3 separate regions of the Homo sapiens genome follow, and all the other regions are linked to region 3. A link is a contact called in ENCODE Hi-C or POLR2A ChIA-PET data. All regions are on one chromosome and are shown on one strand. The core of a region is the stretch at or near the end of the contact, and the rest is flanking DNA. Distances in the headings are between cores, read along the strand shown.

Region 1 (4,447 bases), core at 1,183-3,682, 61 kb before region 3:
CATGTGAGAGCAAGCGTATTGCATGTTATGGTCACGCTTATTTACATGACACTAGCATGCACATTACATGCCACTCACGTTAAGGCATGCCTATCATGTGGCAATTACGTGCCACTGTCATGCATATTACATGGTAGCATTCTCATACGTGTGTTACATGCTTTTATATAGTATTGTCAGGCTTATTTTTACTATGATCATACCTATTACATGCTAAGGGCATGCTTGTTATGTGCTACTGACATGATAGGACCTGCCAATTACATGCCCATTGATTGCATCCTATGGTCATGCCTACACACCACTGACATGCTACATTTGTATTACGTGCTTGTAACATGGTCATGCCTGTTGCATGTTTATTATACACCAAGCACATGTGTGACATGCTAAGGATTTATGACGTGTGCATGCCAAGTACATGTGACATGAATGTGCCTATTTGAACATGCCTGTGACATGTGATGTGCAAAGGACATGCCTATTACATGCTGATATGCTTACTGCATGCTGAAAATATGGTAAGGAAATGCTAAGGACATGACAGGTGACAGTGACATGTGACAGTTACAGATGACAGTGATAGGAGACAGTGACAGATGACAGCAACATTACATGTGACAGTGACGTGACCATATGACAGGTCGTGACATTTAACAGGTGACTTGTGACAGTGACATATGACAGTGCAGGAGACAGGTACATGTGACAGTGACATTACATGTGACAGTGACTCAGGACAGTGCTGTGTGACAGTGACGAGTCACATGTGACATTTGACAGGTGACATGACTAACGTGACAGTGACATTACATGTGATAGGTGACAGTGCCATTTGACAGGTGACATCCTAAAACATGTTAAGGACATGCTTACTGCATGCCAAGGGCAGAACGTTGCAAGAACATACACAGTACATGCTAAGGGCATGTACATCACGTGCTAAGGACATACCCCTTACATAATAAGGATGTCTCTTACATGTCAGGAACATGTGGCATGCTTATGTGTTGAAGCCATGGCAAAAGCATGCTGATGGCCTGCTTTTTACATGTTAAAGATGTGCTTACTACATGGCCATGCCAATGACGTGACATACCAATGACATGATATGTTTGTTGCATGCCAAGGACATGCAAATGACCCGTGACGTTAGTGATGTGACAGGTGACAGGTGTCAGGACAGATGAGTGATGTGACATGATAGGCGACATGACAGTGACGTGACAACAGGTGATGGTTCAGGTAATAGGTGACATGCAACAGGTGGCAGTGACAGACAACAGGTGACAGTGACATGTGACATGACTGACAGGTGACGTGACAGGTGACAGTCGTGACAGTTTATAACAATGTCATATATCAATACCTAATATTTCCTCTGCAGCTGGGTCTTCCATTTCTTTCTCTTAATTACTCATTGAAATCGTTGAGCACCATTTACCATTTGTTAATCACTTTAATTCGCTCCCCAGCTTGGAGCTGGGGGTGGACATGTTGCTGCTGAACAGAAGGGCTGGTTCCGGGTCTTAGATGTGTAGGTTTGTAATGTGTGGAGTGGCAGCCCTGAAGTGAGCCATGTAGGAGGGGGCAGAAGTCCCCTGACAGTACTGTGTAACCAGTAATAGAGACAAACAGATGGCCCAGGGTGAGGGAGAGCAAGGGAACAACATTTTGTAGTTTAGTAGTGAGAGATGCTGCGAATTGTCACTGTCTAGGCAGTATATATTCGGCATGAGTCACCCTCAGTCTCGGCTGCACAGCAACCCCAGGCGAATAGCATCTCTAATCTTAAAAGCTCATTAAGCTCTGGCTGTTTGCACCCTGCCTGGAAAAGCCTCTGTTGAACAGGGAGCACCAAGAGAGCGAGGAAGGAGCCAGTGGCTGCACGAGATGGCCCAGGTATCCTGCCAGCAGGTCGCACACCTAGGCTCTTCCCCACCAAGGAAGAGCACCTGTTCCTATTTGGGAAAGAGAGAGAGGAGAGTGGTAATTTTCCATTTTCCTTTCTTGAGTGAGTCATACGAAAGCAAAATGTGTTCCCAGCTTGTGTTACTACTTCTGTCATTGCTGGGCTGCACAGATCAAAGGCTGGGGGAGATGTGTCTCCCCTCCCAACCCCTTGATCTATTCTTTTCAAGATTCACTTCCCTCTCCCTGCTTCAGAAGCCTCGTATCTGTCTGGAGCCCACTGGTTTGCCTGGAGATGGTCTGCTGTCCTTTCATTTTAAATTAAAATGCCCCTGCCTCTTGGTGGCCCAGTGAGGTGTGGGGGTTCAGGATGGGATATGAGGTGTTTGGCCATGCCTTACTGCCTTGGTGGAATGTGCCAGCAATCCACAAGAACACAGCAGGCTGGGAGAGGGGCCATGGCTTCAGAAATACTGCCTTGGGGCTATTGTTTGTAGACCAAACCTGGACTCTCCTCCTGCTGCCCATGGATCAGGACCAGCTATGCCCACGTAGGCCTAGAACCATCCAGGTTGCGAGCAACTTGCCATTTCTACATTGGTGGCTGTTTCTAACACCGGAGGAGGTTGACTCACTGAGTAGACTGGCAGGGTCTTAGGAAGGAAATCAGTTATTTGGCCTCACACTCTGGCAAATGCCCTAAGGGAGTCCGTTGAGTTCCTGAATGCAGATAAAACTCTTTCTCGTTCATCAAAATGAGCCCTGGGGCTCACCCCTTCTCTCACCCTTCAAGGTTCATCCATCACCTTGTCCTGCTCTAGGGACCACACTGGACCTCTGTGCCTCCCCACTGCCACCACCCTGGTCCAAGCCACCACTGTCTCTTGCCTTGGCAAGTTCACCTGCCTCCTACCTGGTTTTTCTAAAATCTGTATCTCTTGGAATGACTCCCTTGCTTGATGGCTTCCTGTTGCCCTTAGAACAAAGTCCAAACTTTTAAGCACAGTGTATTACCCTCCTGCACACAGACTCTGCCTCTGCCACAAGTTAGAGGCTCCCTGACTTCCCTACACCCTCCTGCCTCTGGGCCATTGCACAGGCTGTTTCCTTTGCCTGGAACTCACTCTACCTACATTCATATTTTTTGAGCTCCTACCAAGTGCATAGCAGTATGCTAGGTGCATGGAACATATAAAAGACACCCAGGCTATGTAGCCATGTTGGGCATGTAACGGTAATGGAGTCATATTGTATTAGTCCGTTTCATGCTGCTAATAAAGACATACCTGAGACCGGGTAACTTGGAAAGAGGTTTAATAGACTCACAGTTCCATATGGCTAGGGAGGCCTCACAATCATGGTGGAAGATGAAGGAAGAGCAAAGGGACGTCTTACATGGCAGCAGGAAAGAGAGCTTGTGCAGGGGAACTCCCATTTATAAAACCATCAGATCTCATGAGACTTATTCACTATCACGAGAGCAGTGTGGGGGAACTGCCTTCATGATTCAATTATCTCCACCCAGCCCTGCACTCGACACAAGGATTATTGCAATTCAAGGTGAGATTTTGGTGGGGACACAGCCAAACCATATCACATATTTACCACACACAGTGAGCCCAGCACGTGCCAGGCACTTCACATATATATCTCTCATCCTCCCAGCAGCCCCGCAGGGTAAGTGCTACTATGTTATTCTCACGTTAGAGATAGGGGAATCAAGGCCCAAAGAAAGGCAGCTCAGATAACGGAGAATGATGGTGGGAACACACTACCTCTCTGCGTTTAGCACAGTGCTTCTCAAAGTCTCTTCCTAGACCAACTGCAATCACCTGAGAACTCGTCAGGAATGCAGATTTCTGAACCCAGCCCCACTGAATCAGAAGCTCCGGTGCTGGAGCTCAGTGACATGTATTTTAATAAGTCCTCCAAGGGCTTCTGAGAGACACACTCAAGTCTGGGAACCACTCAGTCATGAGGTATTTTATATACAAATGGTTTGATTTGTCAGCATGGGGTACTGGTGGCCTTAATGGCTTTCCATTTTTAAAAAAAAATTTAAAAAAACCAACTACAGTGCTGATGAGATTATAGTGAGATTGTAAACCCTAATTATAGTGAGATTTCAAGGCCCCTTTCCCCTCCACGTAGGGTGGTATTCTCAAAGCCCGGATTCCCTGGATCTGATGACAGGGACACTATGTTGCCCAGGGTGGCCTCCTGGGCTCAGATGATCCTCCTGCCTCAGTTTCAGGAGTAGCCGGGACTACAGGTGAGCACCACCACATTCAGCTCTCAAAGCCTTTTGTGAAAGATTATTCAGGGGATACTTTATAGTTTTTTAAAAATATGTATTTATTTATTTTTTATTTTATTTTTGAGATGGAGTCTCACTCTGTCGTCCAGGCTGGAATGCAGTGGCGTGATCTTGGCTCACTGCAAGCTCCGCCTCCTGGGTTCACACCATTCTCCTGCCTCAGCCTCCCGAGTAGCTGGGACTACAGGTGCCCGCCACCACACCTGGCTAATTTTTTGT
Region 2 (4,426 bases), core at 1,586-4,085, 38 kb after region 3:
CCGCGCAGCGAGATCCCTGAGGCGTCCTGAGGGAGCTGAGGCCAGGGTGGCCAGCTGGGTGGGGAAGGAGGCTATGTTTGAGTTGGCAGCACGTGGGACTCGAGCCCTGGCACACGCCAGCTTGCCCCAGGCGCTGGGGGAAGTGCAGGGGTCAGGGAGATGCGTGCTGTCAGGCATGGCACCCTGGGCTGCTTTCTTCCCCTAAATGTTTACCACCTGTGAAGAGGTGCCTGGCGTTTTAAGATGGATAAAACTGGTTCTTCCCATTTTTCTCCTTGCTCCCAACTGAGGCACATCCCTAAACATGGTTATAGGGAAAGGCCAGTGCGAGGTCGTAGTAGTGAGTGGCCATGGCGTCACAGGATGAACGGCAGACAGGGAGAGGGCTCTGGAAGGCCAGCTGGTCCACCGCAAACTCATAGGCGCGGATCAGCCCCCGGTGTCTAGAAAGAGCACAAAGATGGTGACAGGTCAGGGCTGCCTCGCTGGCCCTCACCCCAGCCGCTTCTGTCTGTGCAGGAGGCGTTCGCCTGAGACCAGATAGAGGTTCAGCTTCACAAACGCGTTCTCTGGGCACACAGCGTCAGATACTCACAGTCCCCGGCTTAGCGGTCAACGTGGGGGTGCACAAGTCCGATGGGCGCAGTGAGTGTCACAGGGCAAGGACTCAAGAGGGCGGGCCTTGCCCCTGACAGGATTCTAACCACAGCAGGCCCCTCAGCATACGGCTTGCCCTCCCTCTCTGTACAGCCGACAGCGTGGACTCGCCCCACGGGGCTGTCCTGCATCAGATGCTGGGTGCTCAGTACAGGTCAGCATCCACGTTTATGTTTCCAATTCGCAGAAAGGCAGGGCCCTGCCTGAGGGTATAGCCCATAGGGTGCAATGTGTCACGGCGGGGGGGGTGGGGTTCTATACATCAGTCAAACTAAGATGGTCTCTTACTCGCCCGGCCCCACCACTAACCTCCTGTGAGTAGTGAAGCTGTCCAGGTCGGCGTTTCGCATTACCGTCTGGTAAGGCACGTTGGCCGTGATGAGGCTGTGGCTGCTGAATGAGATGTGCTGCACCGGGTGCCTGGAAGGCAGTGGGAGAGAGCTCGTAAGGGGGCGTCCACTGGGCCTGCACTTGCTGCCGCAGGCCTGGGAGTTCAGAGCTGCAGGGGATTCTAGAACCCATAAAGCTAAGCTTCTCTTTCACAGAGGGAACAGGGCCCCCATGGAAGCAGTGTCTCACCTCAGTTCCCGAAGCTCAGGTGAGCAGGCCACGCTTTGGGCATGACTTTGTAAACAGGTCTGCATGCCCCGTACGCATGCTGGCATCTGCCCCCACAACCTGGTACATTCCAGACATAAAGGGCACACCCTACTGCAGACGAATCAGCCACATGCAACAGAGACTGGCCCATCGCTGCCTCCCTGGGCAAGTCCCTTGAGCTTTCCCAGCCAGGCTCTCCATCATCTATGGAGCACTGGGGGCACGTTCACTGTTGATCCATGAAGGTGCCCCCCACATCCTGCTCATAGGGCTGCAATGACACACGTACCCTGGGTGGTGAAAGCACGTTCGGAAAATCTTGGAACAAAATGGTTCCAAGTCTCTTGAACAGAGGTTTGCGTTCATTCTGAAACTTTCATGCAGTACCGGCTGTGGTCACGGCACTGAGCTAGGAGACACTGGATTAAAAAGATGTCTCATCCAGGTGGATGCCTGGCCCAGGGAGAGCCCTAGCTAGTGAAGAAGGTAAGATGCAGTCCCAGAAAACATGACCATTGTTTCTGTAGCACGAGCGATGTTACAAGCTACAAAGAATGTGTGACCCAGAGTTAAGTGCTGGGAGGAGCAGGAGGTGCTGTGGGCTGGGAGGGGTGCACAGGAGGGGACGAGGCCTGTGTGGGCTGGGCCAGGGCTGCTCTCCTTGACTAAAGCAAAGGATTCTTGGAAGTGAGGGAAGCTGGGAAGCAGTCCCTGCCTCCCTGGGGTTGGGACACCCACAGAAGGAAAGTGTTGGTGGACCTGGCATGGGACCTGGAGGATGAGAAAGACCCGGGAAGGGAGGGCAGGCTTGGTGGAGGCCTGCAGCCTGGAGGACTGAAGGAAAGTGTTGGTGGACCTGGCATGGGACCTGGAGGATGAGAAAGACCCGGGGAGGGAGGGCAGGCTTGGTGGAGGCCTGCAGCCTGGAGGACTGAAGGAAAGTGTTGGTGGACCTGGCATGGGACCTGGAGGATGAGAAAGACCCGGGGAGGGAGGGCAGGCTTGGTGGAGGCCTGCAGCCTGGAGGACTGACGGCACCCTGTCAGGCAGGCGAGGACCTGGGCTGAAGAGACTGAAGCGGACAGCGGGAGGTACATGACAGTGACCAAACAACAGCCAGACTGGGGCCTGGCAGCAGGCACTGCAGGTGAGGCCTTGAGCAAGTCAGTGAGTTCTGGGCAGGAGACCATGTGTCTGTCAGCCTTGTGCTGGTGAAAACAGTGACCACGTGGGGGACAAGCCTGGACCGCACAGGGACAGAGGCAGTGCTGGGACAGGGCCACACCTCTGGGGAAGGCCTTCCTTAGCTAGGCTTCATCTCAGTGGCCTGTCCCAGGGAGTGAAGCTTTGCTGAGAGAAAAATGAGATCTACTGGAGTTGGGGGCTGGCAGCCATCCCTGAGGACCTGGATGGCTGATCCAGGGTTTTCCTCAAAGGCAATGCTTCCGGGAATTTCAGTGCGGGAGTTTTAGTTGCCGTTTGGCACCACCTGGTGGCAATTCAGTGCATCACCATTCAGAAAAAGGGCCGAGGCGCCCTCAACAGGCACAGCCACAGCGAGGGGGCGGGCCAGGCAGTACCCAGGGCTCTGTCTGATAAAATGTGCCGGCCACAGTGTTTGCCAACACTGCCCTCCAAGGAAGAAGCCCATTCTGCATGTAACCCTGCCGCCTCTTGGAGACACCTGTCAAATTGCTGACCTTGCACTTCCATAAAGACCATGTCGCTGCTCAGAGGTTGTGTTCTCAGAGGTCGGTTTACCTTGATTTGCGGTAAGTGGGGAACAAATCTTAGTTCCTGTGGGAGGGCCTTGCCCTGTTTCTGCTCTTCTATGTTGTCATGCTCAGAGGCCACTGGCCCAGAATCATCTCGGTTTTGTAGAGATGGGGTTTCATTCTGTCACCCAGGCTGGAGTACAGTGACACAGTCACTGCAGCCTCAAACCCCTGGCCTTGAGAGCTCCTCAGTCTCCTGAGTAGCTGGGATTACAGGTGAGCCACGTGTCTGGCCGAATGTCTCTTCACAGTGGTGCTGAGGGCAGCAAGCGAGAGGGCCGGCTGCCTTTCTCCCCACCTGTCTCAAACGCAGGGTCTCCTGTTCGAGGCCTGCAGGGCCAGGTAGAGGTGGTGGCAGGTGGGCTCAAGTCAGCTCTGATGAGCCAGCCCTGGGCTGGGCTGCTGCTTTGAAGGTCAGAAGCAGGCTCACTGGAAATGTCTTAACCAGTTAGGTGCCACTGGCGTAAACCTACCTACCTCTGTGACGCCATCAGCCTGTGCTTAGGATAGTATTTATTTATATTTTGAATAGTGGTGTTAAAGGTGGAAATGACAAATTCCTCCTTCGTTGGAGCCTGAACCCCTTCAGTCCTAAGTGCTCTTCTCTGTAAACAGCATGAGGAAAGTCTAAGCAACGGGCAGAACCATGGTTACACATGACGGACTCGAGTGGAGGACAGCAGCTGGGCCAGCCCTGCCTTCCACCTGTGGGCAGGTGGGGTGTCACATCCTGGTCTAGCCCAGCGAGCTTCCTATGTTTTTGAGTTCCCTTTTCTGTTTATTAAGATGGAGAAATCCTAAAATAATCAGAATAGCACTTGCAAAAAAGTAGTTTCATTCTTAGAGAAAGCTGGGCCTGGCTAATGTAGGAATTGTGGCGATCTGAATGATGTCAGAGACAGGAACTGCATCCCCACTGACCAGCGCCATTTCCAAGCCTGTTTCCTCCTCTGCAGAGCGGTGCTGGGACAGCAGCTGGCTCCTAGGGTCACAGTAAGGATTCACCTGGCGAAGCCGGGGGGTAGGGGGCATTTAGCACCGTGCCTGGTGCAGGCTGATTAGTGCTGCCTTCCCTGTTCCTACTAGGAACTCCCAAGAGTGTCTAGAATGCACCTTACCCGGAATACACCTCCCACAGCTTCTGGTTCATCCGATAATCCCACACGGACACCAGGCCTTCCTCGCCTCCACTGACGATCTTCCAGTCATCCATCTGCACAGCAGAGACCCTGAGCTGATGGGCGGAGAGCGACAGGGCGATGTTACCACTGCGGAGGTCGTGGATCCTCACCCTGGACAGGCCCAGGAAGAGCAGAGAAGGGAAATGGGGTTAGAGTCAAAGCTTCAAATGACAAACTCCCCCTCCACGGTGCTGGTCTATGCACAACACTGCT
Region 3 (4,043 bases), core at 1,157-3,656:
GCCTCCCAGAACTTACAGGCATGTACCACCATACCCGGCTAATTTTTGTATTTTTTGTAGAGATGGGGTCTTGCCATGTTGCCAAGGCTGGTCTTGAACTCCTGGGCTCAAGGAGTCCTCTCACCTCAGCCTCCCAAAGTGCTGAAATTATAGGTGTGAGCCACTGTGCCCGGCCAGCTCCTACATCTGTATGTCCTCCCAGGACCTCTCCCCTGAGCTCCTGACTCATGTAGCAACTGCCCATCCACTTAATATCCAATAAGACATGCCGCTTAACATGCCCCTTTCAAAGCAAGCACCTCCTCATCCCTCCCAGAGGTCCCCCGTTCCTCTGTGGTGAACGGCAGCCTCACAGTTCCCTGCAGTGGTCACCTTTGATTCCTCCCTTTGTCTCAGCCCTGCTTCCAGTTCATCAGCAAACACTGCCATTTCTACCTCCCAAGGAGCCCAGGATTTGCTACTTCTCTCCCCTTCTTCCTCTGCTCCCCCAGCCCCTGCCCTCATCCAGCTGCCATGGTCTCTGGCCTGGGCTACCCCAACAGCCTCCTCCCTGGTTCCCCTGTGTCTGTCTTCACTGTCCATCCACCATCCAGGCTCACGGTACCATGTGGGAGGGTCCTATGAGACTGTCTCTTCTCTGCTGAAGATGTTCTGTCTCACCCATTGGGAGTCAGAGCCTCCGCTGAGGCCTCTCAGTGTCCTTCTGGCCCCTGCACGGTTGGGCCCCTGCCACACCCATCTCCAATTATTTTTGCCCAAGTTACATGAACATTCTTTGTTCCCCACCCCAGGGCTCTAGCTCATGCTGTTCCTTCTTCTTAGAATGCTTTTCCCCTAGAGCAGGGTTTTTGAGCCTGGGCTCTGGGGCTGGATGATTCTTCACTGGGGGTTGTCCTGGGCACTGTGGGGTGCTGAGCAGCATCCCTGGCCTCCACCCACTAGATGCTGGTAGCACCCTCCCCACCAGCTGGACACATGGGAGTGGAGAACCTCCCCTCCTTCAGGTCTCTGCTCAAATGTCACTTTTTTCCCTGTGGCCTTTCTGTGGTCAACCTCATTTAAACTTGTACCGGTCTCCTGTGGTCCCCTCCCTTTCTCTGCTGAATTTCTCTGCAAAGTACTCATCACTCCCTGAGATACTCTATTTCCCATCTTTTTTGTGCTCTCCTAGATTCCCCGTAAGGGATCGTGTCTGTCTTTACCTCTGCAGCTGGCACCTAGAACAGTGCCTGGCTCCTTGAAGGGGCTCGAATGCTTGTCGCTGAGTTGCTTTCACTGTAAGAAGTCAATTCCAGGTGTTGGGGAAAGTGGGGGACTGACATGGGGCAGGGACAGGGATGAGAAGGTGTTTGCCTGGGGGAGTGGTCTTGGCGACGTTGTCCAGCTTTTCAAAGAGGCATTTGCCAGGAGCAAAAAGGACCAGGCCTTTCTTGCCAGAATCTTCTGTGCAAAAATGTGGATAGGAGAATTGCCTAGCACATTTGCACAATTCCAGGTGCTTTGAAACATTGAGAGATTAAGAGGCCAGCAGTTCTCACGCATTCATGTGTACGTGAATGCCCTGGGGACTGCGTTAAAATGCAGGTTCTGTAATGCCAGCACTTTGGGAGGCCAAGGCGGGAGGATCACTTGAGCCCAGGCGTTCAGGACTAGCTTGGGAAATATAGTGAGACCCTGTCTTTACCAAAAATAAATTGGGTGTGGTGGTACACACCTGTAGTCCCAGCTGCTCAGGAGGCTGAGGAGGGAGGATCACTTGAGCCCAGGAGTTCAAGGCTGCAGTGAGCCATGAATGCACTACTGTATTAATGCAGGTTTTGATTCAGTAGGTCTGGAGTAGGGAGAGATGGTGCATCTCTAATAAGCTCCAGGTGATGCAGATGCTGCTGGCCCAGAAACCACACTTTGAGTATCTTGGCTACTGGGAAGACATGTGCTGAGTGACATGCAGTCTCTGCCTTGAAGAGTCTCCATGGGGCCTCAGCTTCCCCACTGTGGGGGACACCACATGCTGAACAGTGAGTGCAGGAAGGGGAATCAGAGGGGCACTGGGCAGGCAGTGCAGGAAGGGGAACTCAGAGGGACATTGGGCAGGCAGCCCGGCAAAGTGGCCTCCCTCAGTGCAGGGAGCCCTGGAGCGGTGGAAGTTCCGGCCTGAGAATCTGGGGCCTGGCTGCACCCTCACCTTGGAGGTCGGTTAGCCTTGTGGTGGTTGGTGGGGGTTGGGGAGCTCCATGCTCAGTACCCCTAGAGAGAACTTTGCAACTGAGCTGGGCTCCGAAAGCCACCGGAAACCAACCCACACCACGAGGCTTGAGGAAGAGCCCAGCACAGTCCTCGGTGGTTTTTTGAGCCTGGTCCTTCCCTTCTTGTTGGCCTGACGCTTGTCCTGCCCTCTTCCTGGGTCCCAGATGGGGCCTCTTGGGCTGAGGGCTGGGGGCTGGGTGAGAGCAGATGCCTCGCTCTTTCTCTCTTTAACGTAAAAATGCGCAACTGGAAGGAAGGAAGTGGTGAGAGTGAGGAAGCGCAAGATGGTTCGAGCCAGCCTGGAGGCAGAGCTGGAGTCCCGCGCCAACTCTAGCTGTGTGACTGGGGCTTAGTCTCTTTGCCTCTCTGGGCCTTGTGTTCTGGTCTGTAAAATAGGATCATCATTGTTGCCACTCATGATTATGTGGGGGTGATTAAGTGTTGCAGTGCTTAGCACAGCTTGATGTCACGCGAGCCCTTCATGACTCCAGGGGGACATTCTGAAGCCCCGAGGGCTCAAGCTCTCCCGCAGGAGGCCTGGAAGGTGTGTGGCCCTGGAGCCCTCCTGGGCAATCCCCGCTACCCCTGATGGTCACTGGGGCAACACCACTGGCCATGAGAATCAGCTCTGGCTGAGGGCAGTGACCTGCCGTCAGCCCTGGGCTCTGAGGTGAGGCAGAGCCTGTTCCCATGGCTGCAGCCTGGGCTGCGACACCTTTAGAAAAGCCGGTTCATCCAGCCCGGCGGGGACCTAGGGAGGAAGGAAAACAAAACTGACACGAGTATTGATGGAGCATGAAACTGATGAAATGAAAAGGTTAGCCTGTCCTAAGCGCTGGACTCAAGGCCGGTGCTCTCCTTGTTGAAAAGGGACATTGGCAGGTTTTAGGGAAAGTCCCTGAAGGCCAGGCACCAACCACCATGCCACTGCCTGGGTCCGCCAGTATCATTCTTAACAATGAGAAGTGGCTTCATCTCTCTGCCTCAGTTTCCTCATCTTTAAAATGGGCACAGGCCGGGTGCAGTGGCTCACACCTGTAATCCCAGCACTTTGGGAGGCTGAGGAGGGCAGATCACCTGAGGTCACGAGTTCGAGACCAGCCTGGCCAACATGGTGAAACCCCATCTCTACTAAAAATACAAAAATTAGCTGGGCATGGTGGCAGGTACCTGTAATCCCAGCTACTCGGGTGGCTGAGGTACAAGAATCACTTGAACCCAGGAGGTGGAGGTTGCAGTGAGCAGAGATCACGCCACTGTGCTCCAGCCTGGGCGGCAGAGTGAGACTCCGTCTCAAAAAAAAAAAATTAAGAAAATAAAATGGGCATAAGTACCTACTTTATAGGGTTGTTGTGAACCCTATGTAATAATGTAAAGCTCTTAGAATAGTTCCTTCCATTTTGAGGGTACGTAGGTTAGCTGCTGTTACATTATTATTATTACTACTATTAATACTGCTGCAGCGATTACTGTTACTGCTGCTGCCGTTATTACTGTTATTATTTTAAAATTAAGAGCTCATCCTGTGTCAGGCAGCCTACTCAGCATCTTATGTGGATTTATCTCATTTGATCATCTCATTAGCCCCATCATGTTACCTGGATATTCCTATGATCCCCATTTTACATATGAGAAATCACGGCTTGAAGACATGCTGTGATTACTCAAGACCATGTGCCTGGTAAGGGGCAGAGCCTGGGCCAGCACCCCTCTCCCCACCTTGTGTTTGACCCTGAACCATCCCCTTTGATATGGGAAGGATTAGGTCTGCACCCATCTCACAGATGAGGAAACTG

The links. A loop is a pair of places that touch in the nucleus more often than their neighbours do. ChIA-PET counts read pairs that join two places held with the same protein, here RNA polymerase II (POLR2A). Pooled maps may share reads with other maps.
Region 1: a loop to region 3 is called in a pooled map, with 4 times the contacts of the local background. The contact joins two enhancer-like sites. A Hi-C loop is called at or near these places in 1 of 37 single-sample maps with no recorded cell type and 7 of 50 pooled maps. POLR2A ChIA-PET finds 5 or more read pairs at or near these places in 9 of 52 experiments (BJ, K562, OCI-LY7 and 5 more).
Region 2: a map of naive thymus-derived CD4-positive, alpha-beta T cell shows a loop between it and region 3 (2.0-fold over the local background). The contact joins two enhancer-like sites. A Hi-C loop is called at or near these places in 2 of 168 maps with a recorded cell type or tissue (naive thymus-derived CD4-positive, alpha-beta T cell and psoas muscle) and 8 of 50 pooled maps. POLR2A ChIA-PET finds 5 or more read pairs at or near these places in 3 of 52 experiments (B cell, H1 and activated T-cell).

What each region holds. Positions count from the first base shown.
Region 1 is chr12:117,122,736-117,127,182 of GRCh38, reverse strand. All of the region lies in intron 2 of TESC-AS1 (TESC antisense RNA 1), which reads right to left. Among named protein-coding and RNA genes, the nearest start is that of TESC-AS1, 25 kb to the right of the region's middle. Within about 2 kb of position 2,432, at least 3 of the 41 ENCODE cell types and tissues checked have a DNase peak (open chromatin) inside an H3K27ac peak, as active enhancers do.
Region 2 is chr12:117,024,045-117,028,470 of GRCh38, reverse strand. FBXW8 (F-box and WD repeat domain containing 8) reads right to left here. Exons shown (of 11, transcript NM_153348.3): 9 at 4,151-4,324; 10 at 967-1,077; 11 at 1-443. The coding sequence ends at 299. Among named protein-coding and RNA genes, the nearest start is that of TESC, 73 kb to the left of the region's middle. RefSeq lists enhancers at 2,756-3,291, 3,292-3,827, 3,147-4,346. Within about 2 kb of position 2,835, at least 12 of the 41 ENCODE cell types and tissues checked have a DNase peak (open chromatin) inside an H3K27ac peak, as active enhancers do.
Region 3 is chr12:117,061,739-117,065,781 of GRCh38, reverse strand. All of the region lies in intron 2 of TESC (tescalcin), which reads left to right. Among named protein-coding and RNA genes, the nearest start is that of TESC, 36 kb to the left of the region's middle. RefSeq lists enhancers at 1,816-2,592, 2,593-3,369. Within about 2 kb of position 2,406, at least 13 of the 41 ENCODE cell types and tissues checked have a DNase peak (open chromatin) inside an H3K27ac peak, as active enhancers do.